Regions from separate parts of the Homo sapiens genome. Here region 2 is linked to region 1. Evidence: chromatin contacts called from ENCODE Hi-C or POLR2A ChIA-PET data. All regions are on one chromosome and are shown on one strand. The core of a region is the stretch at or near the end of the contact, and the rest is flanking DNA. Distances in the headings are between cores, read along the strand shown.

What was found. Hi-C counts contacts between places; a loop is a spot of excess contacts on that map. ChIA-PET counts read pairs that join two places held with the same protein, here RNA polymerase II (POLR2A). Pooled maps may share reads with other maps.
Region 2: a pooled map shows a loop between it and region 1 (4-fold over the local background). The contact joins the promoter of ZNF689 here to the promoter of PRRT2 in region 1. A Hi-C loop is called at or near these places in 2 of 50 pooled maps. POLR2A ChIA-PET finds 5 or more read pairs at or near these places in 2 of 52 experiments (HCT116 and WTC11).

What each region holds. Positions count from the first base shown.
Region 1 is chr16:29,810,359-29,813,515 of GRCh38, forward strand. It overlaps PRRT2 (proline rich transmembrane protein 2), which reads left to right and starts at 1,835. Exons shown (of 4, transcript NM_145239.3): 1 at 1,835-1,965; 2 at 2,632-3,157. The coding sequence starts at 2,697. It overlaps MAZ (MYC associated zinc finger protein), which reads left to right. Exons shown (of 5, transcript NM_002383.4): 5 at 1-806. The region is part of intron 2 of MVP-DT (MVP divergent transcript); the gene reads right to left. RefSeq lists silencers at 1,208-1,287, 1,688-1,837.
Region 2 is chr16:30,609,056-30,612,320 of GRCh38, forward strand. ZNF689 (zinc finger protein 689) reads right to left here and starts at 1,334. Exons shown (of 3, transcript NM_138447.3): 1 at 782-1,334; 2 at 470-583. The coding sequence starts at 986. It overlaps LOC124903678 (a long non-coding RNA gene), which reads left to right and starts at 1,419. Exons shown (of 2, transcript XR_007065051.1): 1 at 1,419-1,708. RefSeq lists a silencer at 1,024-1,073 and an enhancer at 1,361-2,330.

The DNA.
Region 1 (3,157 bases), core at 585-3,084:
GAAGAAATGTTTTCTTAGGGGAATTCGCTAGGTTTTAACGATTTGTTTCTCCTGCTCCTCTTCTGTCAGACCTGACCCCACACAAACCTGTCCCCTCGGTTGTGTTGAAGTCCCCTGGACAGTGGGCAGGGGTGGCAGAGGACACGAGCAGCCACTGCCCGTACCCCCTCTCCTCTCTGTAAGCCCATGCCCTGTCTTCCCAGGGACTTGTGAGCCTCTTCCCTCGACGGTCCTCTTCTCTCCTTCCAGTCCTCTCCCCCTGCTGTCTGCAGCCCCTCCCCGGGGAGTTGGTGCTTTCTTTTCCTTTTTTTTTTTTTTCCAGGGGGAGGGAGGAGAGGAAGGAGGGGGATCAGAGCTGTCCCAAAGAGGGAAAGCGGTGAGGTTTGAGGAGGGGCAGAAGCAGGGCCGGCAAAGGTTGTACCTTCATAAGGTGGTATGGGGGGTTGGGGTCAGGCCCTGAACATCGTCCTACTTGAGAATCTGTCAGGGGAAAAAGTCAAGGGGAGCAGGAGGAAGAGCCAGGAGGGCCAGAGGCAGAGAAGAGATGGAGTCTTAGGGGCCAGGGTGAGCGAGGGGTCCAGGGCCTAGAGGTGCTTCCTGGGGGCGGGGGAATGCAGCCAGTGTCCCCCTCCCCTCTTCCACCCCAGCTCCAGCCCTGGTCTTGTCTTTTCATCCCTCTTCCCCACGACAGAAGAAGTTGTGGCCCTGGCCATGTCATCGTGTTCCTGTGTCCCCTGCATGTACCCCACCCTCCACCCCTTCCTTTTGCGCGGACCCCATTACAATAAATTTTAAATAAAATCCTGTTTCTGGCTCTGGATTGAATGAATTGCCCTCACTAAGAACTGCCGCCAACCCCAAGGGTTTCTTCTCGGCCTGGTGTCCGTCAATCCAGCCTTGCTCTGCCCTGTGAGGCTGTGAGGTTCTGGCTCCGCCCTCCCCAGGGGCAGCCTTACTGGCGGCAGCACAGATACAGGGCGGGGCCAAGGCTGTGGCTGTGGAGAGCAAGTTCCAGGTCTCTGGGGAATTCCCAACTCGGACAGGCCCAGAATAGCCCCTGGAGGTTTGAAGAGGCCCCGTCAGAAACCCAAACAGAGCTGCCAGACGGGAATGCCGCCCTCCCCCGTCCACACTCATGGCCGCTGCTCAGCCCCCAGCCGCATCCCTCCCCACGCGCGTCACGGCCCTGAGGCCATGGTGGGTGGATGCGGCTGCGGAAAGGCTGGGGAGTCCGAGCCCTAGGACTGGGAGCAGCGAGGTAGAGAATGAAAGCTGCACCTGTCCCTCATCCTGGGCATGGGCCACTCTGTGTTTACACGGGCTCCTCTGCCCAGCTCCTCCTGCCCCTTGGAATTCCCTTTCCTGTCCCCGCTCCGTCCTTTCCAGGGCCCCTTTTTTGAGCCTTCCAGCGCCAGTTTCTGCCGCTCCTTTCTGCAGGCTCCATTCTCTCCAAACCCCACCCTGCTCCTCCTCTGCAGCCTCCCCGCGTCTTGCCCCATCTTCCTTGCCCTCCTGCTCGTAGAGACGCCTCCACCCGGTCCTGCCTGTCTCACTGGTCCCGTCTCCTCGCAGAACCCTCTCCGTTTCCCCCAAATCCCCGTCTCTTCCAGGAATCCCGGTGACCGTTGGCGGGAGGGGCCGGGGACTTAAGAAGGAGGCGTCTCTCCTGGAGGCGCGCGTGAGAAGGGGCAGGGAGGGGGCGCGAGTGGTCCCCGGGCCGGTTGCCTGGGTAACGCGTGGCTCCCTTGGGCTGGCGGGAGGGGCCGGAGGCTCGCGAGGGGCGGGGGCGGCGACGGCGGCGGAGCGTAGGGGAGGGGACCGGAGAGGAGGGGATGAGCACACGGGAGAGGAGAAGAGGGAGACCCGCCGCCTCCCTCCCTCCCTAGCTGACTTGCTCCCTCCCGGGCTGCGGCTGCTGCAAAAGCCAGCAGCGGCAGCGGGAGCTGTCCGGAGGCCGGCGTCGAGGTGAGACCCGGGCAGACTGAGGCTGCGGGTAGGAGTGGACCGACCGACGGCTGACGCCGGGCGGACTGCACGGGAATGCGGGTGTCTGGAGGGCTGGTGGTGGTGCTGGGCGGGCTGAACCATCGGGAGGAGGCGCCAGCCCACCGAAGGCGAGGGAAGCCCCGGGAGAGGGGCTGACAGGGGATCGAAGGAGATAACCAGGTCCCCCAGAAAGGGGCGGGAGCGTCCTCGCCCTAAACGCGCAGCAAGAAAACCCGCACCGCCTGGGAGCCCAGGGAGGAGGGGAGGATGCAGAGGGAGTGGAATGCGAATGTCGGGTCCTCTGCCCAGTCGGCCTGTCGGAGTGCTATTTGCACAGCTCGTTGATTTTGGGGTGCTGGGATCTGAGAGTCTGGATCTTGTTGGATGGACCCAGGGAGAGACCCTGGAGAAGGTCCTGTTTACAAAAGGGTTAATCTTCCCCAGGGCTCTCCAAGCAGAAGACTTTGAGTAGAGCACTCCTCCCGCAGGGATGTCCCACCCTAAGGCAAAGGAAACCCCAACTTTTCTTCCTCTCCCTAGAGGCAGTGCAAGGCTGGCCCTGAGACAGGAATGTGGCCCAATTGGGCCTGCAGTGCTGAGCGCCCTCTTCCCTCCTCACCCCAAGCCTATCTCCTCCTCTTCCAGGGTTTGCCGCTGTCTCTGCTATTCCATCCTCCCCATAGGGGCTCTCTCCCCTCTCCCATCTCAAGATGGCAGCCAGCAGCTCTGAGATCTCTGAGATGAAGGGGGTTGAGGAGAGTCCCAAGGTTCCAGGCGAAGGGCCTGGCCATTCTGAAGCTGAAACTGGCCCTCCCCAGGTCCTAGCAGGGGTACCAGACCAGCCAGAGGCCCCGCAGCCAGGTCCAAACACCACTGCGGCCCCTGTGGACTCAGGGCCCAAGGCTGGGCTGGCTCCAGAAACCACAGAGACCCCGGCTGGGGCCTCAGAAACAGCCCAGGCCACAGACCTCAGCTTAAGCCCAGGAGGGGAATCAAAGGCCAACTGCAGCCCCGAAGACCCATGCCAAGAAACAGTGTCCAAACCAGAAGTGAGCAAAGAGGCCACTGCAGACCAGGGGTCCAGGCTGGAGTCTGCAGCCCCACCTGAACCAGCCCCAGAGCCTGCTCCCCAACCAGACCCCCGGCCAGATTCCCAGCCTACCCCCAAGCC
Region 2 (3,265 bases), core at 84-2,583, 800 kb after region 1:
TGAGAAGTTTAGGATCTCTTTGGTCCAACTCAAAGGTGGCTAGAGGCAGAGATCCTGGAAAGGAGGCAGAGGGTAGCACCTGTTAAAAGCTCACTGATTCTGGCTGGCTGCAATGGCTCACGCCAGTAACCCCTGCATTTTGGGAGGCCAAGGCAGGAGGATCGCTTGAGGCCAGAAGTTCAAGACCGAACTGAGCAAGACAATGTTTCTACAAAAAAAAAAAAAAAAAAAAAAGACGAAGAATAAGCCCACTGATTCATTCACACAGTGGAAAACTGCAGCTTGCAGACTGACATAGGAATCTCTGTGTGGTGGACCGGCCCCACACCACCAGACACAAGAGGCTGGGAAGATGAATATACTAAATACGCGGCACCCACCCCTAGCCCAACCAAAACTCTGGACAGAGCCGTTAGAGGTAGAACGTTATAGGAGGGCTGCAGGCTCTGCGTGGTTATTTAGCACTCACTTCTCTGGACTGTTAGCCCTCTCGGGTACTCCTGCGGATCTAGAGCAGCCGGTTCCCAGTCATCGGTGTTTCGTTCCAACCAGGAGATGAGGGCTGGTTTGGGACCTGCGCACCCTGGGGAAAGAGAACAAATCAGAAGGCCAGCTCCTAGATCACGCCGAGTAGTATCTCCCCGACGGCACCTCCTGCTAAGCCCCTGCCCACCTCCCCTGACAACCTGGTCGCCTGCCAGGACCGTGGCCTCCCTGCCTACACCCTCTCCGGCTCCTGCATCCCTTCGCGCCCCGCGGCAGCGGATGGGGCCGGCCTCACCGAGCGCGCCCAGGTGACCGTAGGTCTCCCGCATCACGTCCCGGTACAGGGCCCTCTGCGCGGGCCGCAGGCAGCCCCACTCCTCCGGGGAGAAGTACACGGCCACGTCCACGAACTTCAGAGCCCTCGGCCTCCTGCCCCTTTTCCGACTGGGTCTGGCCTTTCCTGGTCCCTGCGCAGGGAGCGGAGCCGAAGGTGGCGCCATGGGACCCGAGAAGCCGGCGCCACGGCCTTCCGTGTCCAGGCCTCGGCCCTCGGGCGCTGGCGGCCCCTGGGATCGAGGAGCCCCTGCCGGACCAGGGCTGAGCGTGGCCGGGGAGGCCCGGAGGGAATCGGAATTGGTCGCCCGCGGGGCTAACGGAAACCTTTTGCTGTTATTCAGGAAACTCCTGCCCGAACTTGGGTGAAAGGCACCGGAAGATGCCTTCGGGGAAAATGGCGGCGCTGCTACCGCACCGCCTTTGCCTGGAACACAGGCAGCTTCCAGCTATCGATTTTATTGACCGGAGCGCCATGCCGGCTTCCTAACCTCTTTGCCCTCAAGTGTAATGGCGCTGCGATTGGGCTTCACGCCGTCTTTTTTCCCCTCCCCAATACGCGCGTTCATTGGACGAGAGCCGAAGATCGAGCGTTCTGATTGGGTGCTAGCAAAGGCGGTCCGTTTGAACGAAGCCAAGAGCTGCATAAGGGCAGGAAGCTGGACTGCTAGGATCAGGCGACTACAAGGAGTTGTGAAGCGACTTGCACCGACCTGGGGGCAGCAAGAGGCCCCGGGGCTGCTTTCCGCTGTTCGACTCTGGCAGGCTCAGCCAATCACTGAAGGAGGGAACGATTTGAGCGATGGAGCCACTCTGGCCGAGTTAGAGCTGAGATTATCCTGAGTTCCTTTTACTGGTGTTCTCAGAGCATCCTTGACTTTGGAGAATGGTTATCTTCTTTGTTTGCCCTTTAGGGGAGGGAATTATGGTTAGCATTTCCTGGGGGCAGGCGCCATGCCCAGCATATTACATATTTCATCTTTATTATTTTTTATTTTTATTTTATTTATTTATTTTTGAGACAGAGTCGTGCTCTGTCGCCCAGGCTGGAGTGCAGTGGCGAAATCTCGGCTCACTGCAGCTTCCACCTCCCACGTTCAAGCGATTCTCCTGCCTCAGCCTCCCGAGTAAGTGAGATTACAGGCGCGTGCCACCACTCCTGACTAATATTCATATTTATTAGCAGAGATGGGGTTTCACCATGTTAGCCAGGCTGGTCTCGAACTTCTGACCTCAAGTGATTCACCCACCTCGGCCCCACGAAGTGCTAGGATTACAGGCGTGAGCCACTATGCCCGGCCTTATTTTTATTTTTTTGAGACAGGGTCTCACTCTGTTACCCGGGCGGGATGGAATGCAGTAGTGCAATCTCAGCTCACTGCAGCCTCTAACTCCTGGGCTCAAGCAATCGTCCTGCCTCAGCCTTCAGAGTAACTGGGACTACTGGTGTGCACTACCACGCCTGGCTAATTTTTTATGTTATTTGTTGAGTCAGGGTTTCCCTGTGTTGCCCAGGCTGGTCTCGAACCCTTAGGCTAAGTGATCCTCCTGCCTCGTCCTCCCAAAGGGCTGGGATTACTGGCATAAGCCACAGCACCGGAGCCATTAGTTATTCGCTTTTTTTTTTTGAGACTGGGTCTCATTCCGTTGCCCAGGCTGGAGTGAAGGCATGCACCCACAGTGCTCTGCTAATTTTTTGTATTTTTGGTAGAGACGGTGTTTCGCCATGTTTCCCAGGCTGGTCTCGAACTCCTGAGCTCAAGCAATCCGCCCACCTCGGTCTCCCAAAGTGCTGGGATTACAGGAGTGAGCCACCACACCCAGCCCGTTATTAATTCTTTACTAGCATTTTGTGAACCAATGGTTATCATCCTGGTTCTACTAATGAAGAAACGATCTCAGAGGGATTCCATGAGTTTCCAGGGCCATACTGCTAGTAAGGAGTGGGGAATAAAGATTTAAACCTGGGGCAGACAGAGCCTTTATTCATACCACTGATAGGCATCCTTCCTTCACAGTATCCTAATTTGCTTGCTAAACCAGGAATCCACCTGAGCTCTTGTTTTCTTCTCAAGTTCAATATTCTGCATAATCTCCCTACATTATTTTCACGTGACATTTGTTCAACGTACAAAGCATAGTGCTAGGCAATTGGGAGAGCGTACATAAATAAGTCATAGGCCATGCTTTGAATGGAGCTTACAGTCTAGTAAAGCATATAAATTCACAATGAATCATAACAGAATGATACAAGCATGTATGTGAAAGGCACTGAACTGAAAATTGCTGATGGAACAAGCCAGCACCCACCCCATTAGCCTCCACATTTTTTTTTTTTTTTTTTTTTTGAGACGGAGTCTCGCTCTGTCACCCAGGCTGGAGGGCAGTGGCGCCATCTCGGCTCACTGCAAGCTCCGCCTCCCGGGCTCACGCCATTCTCCTGCCT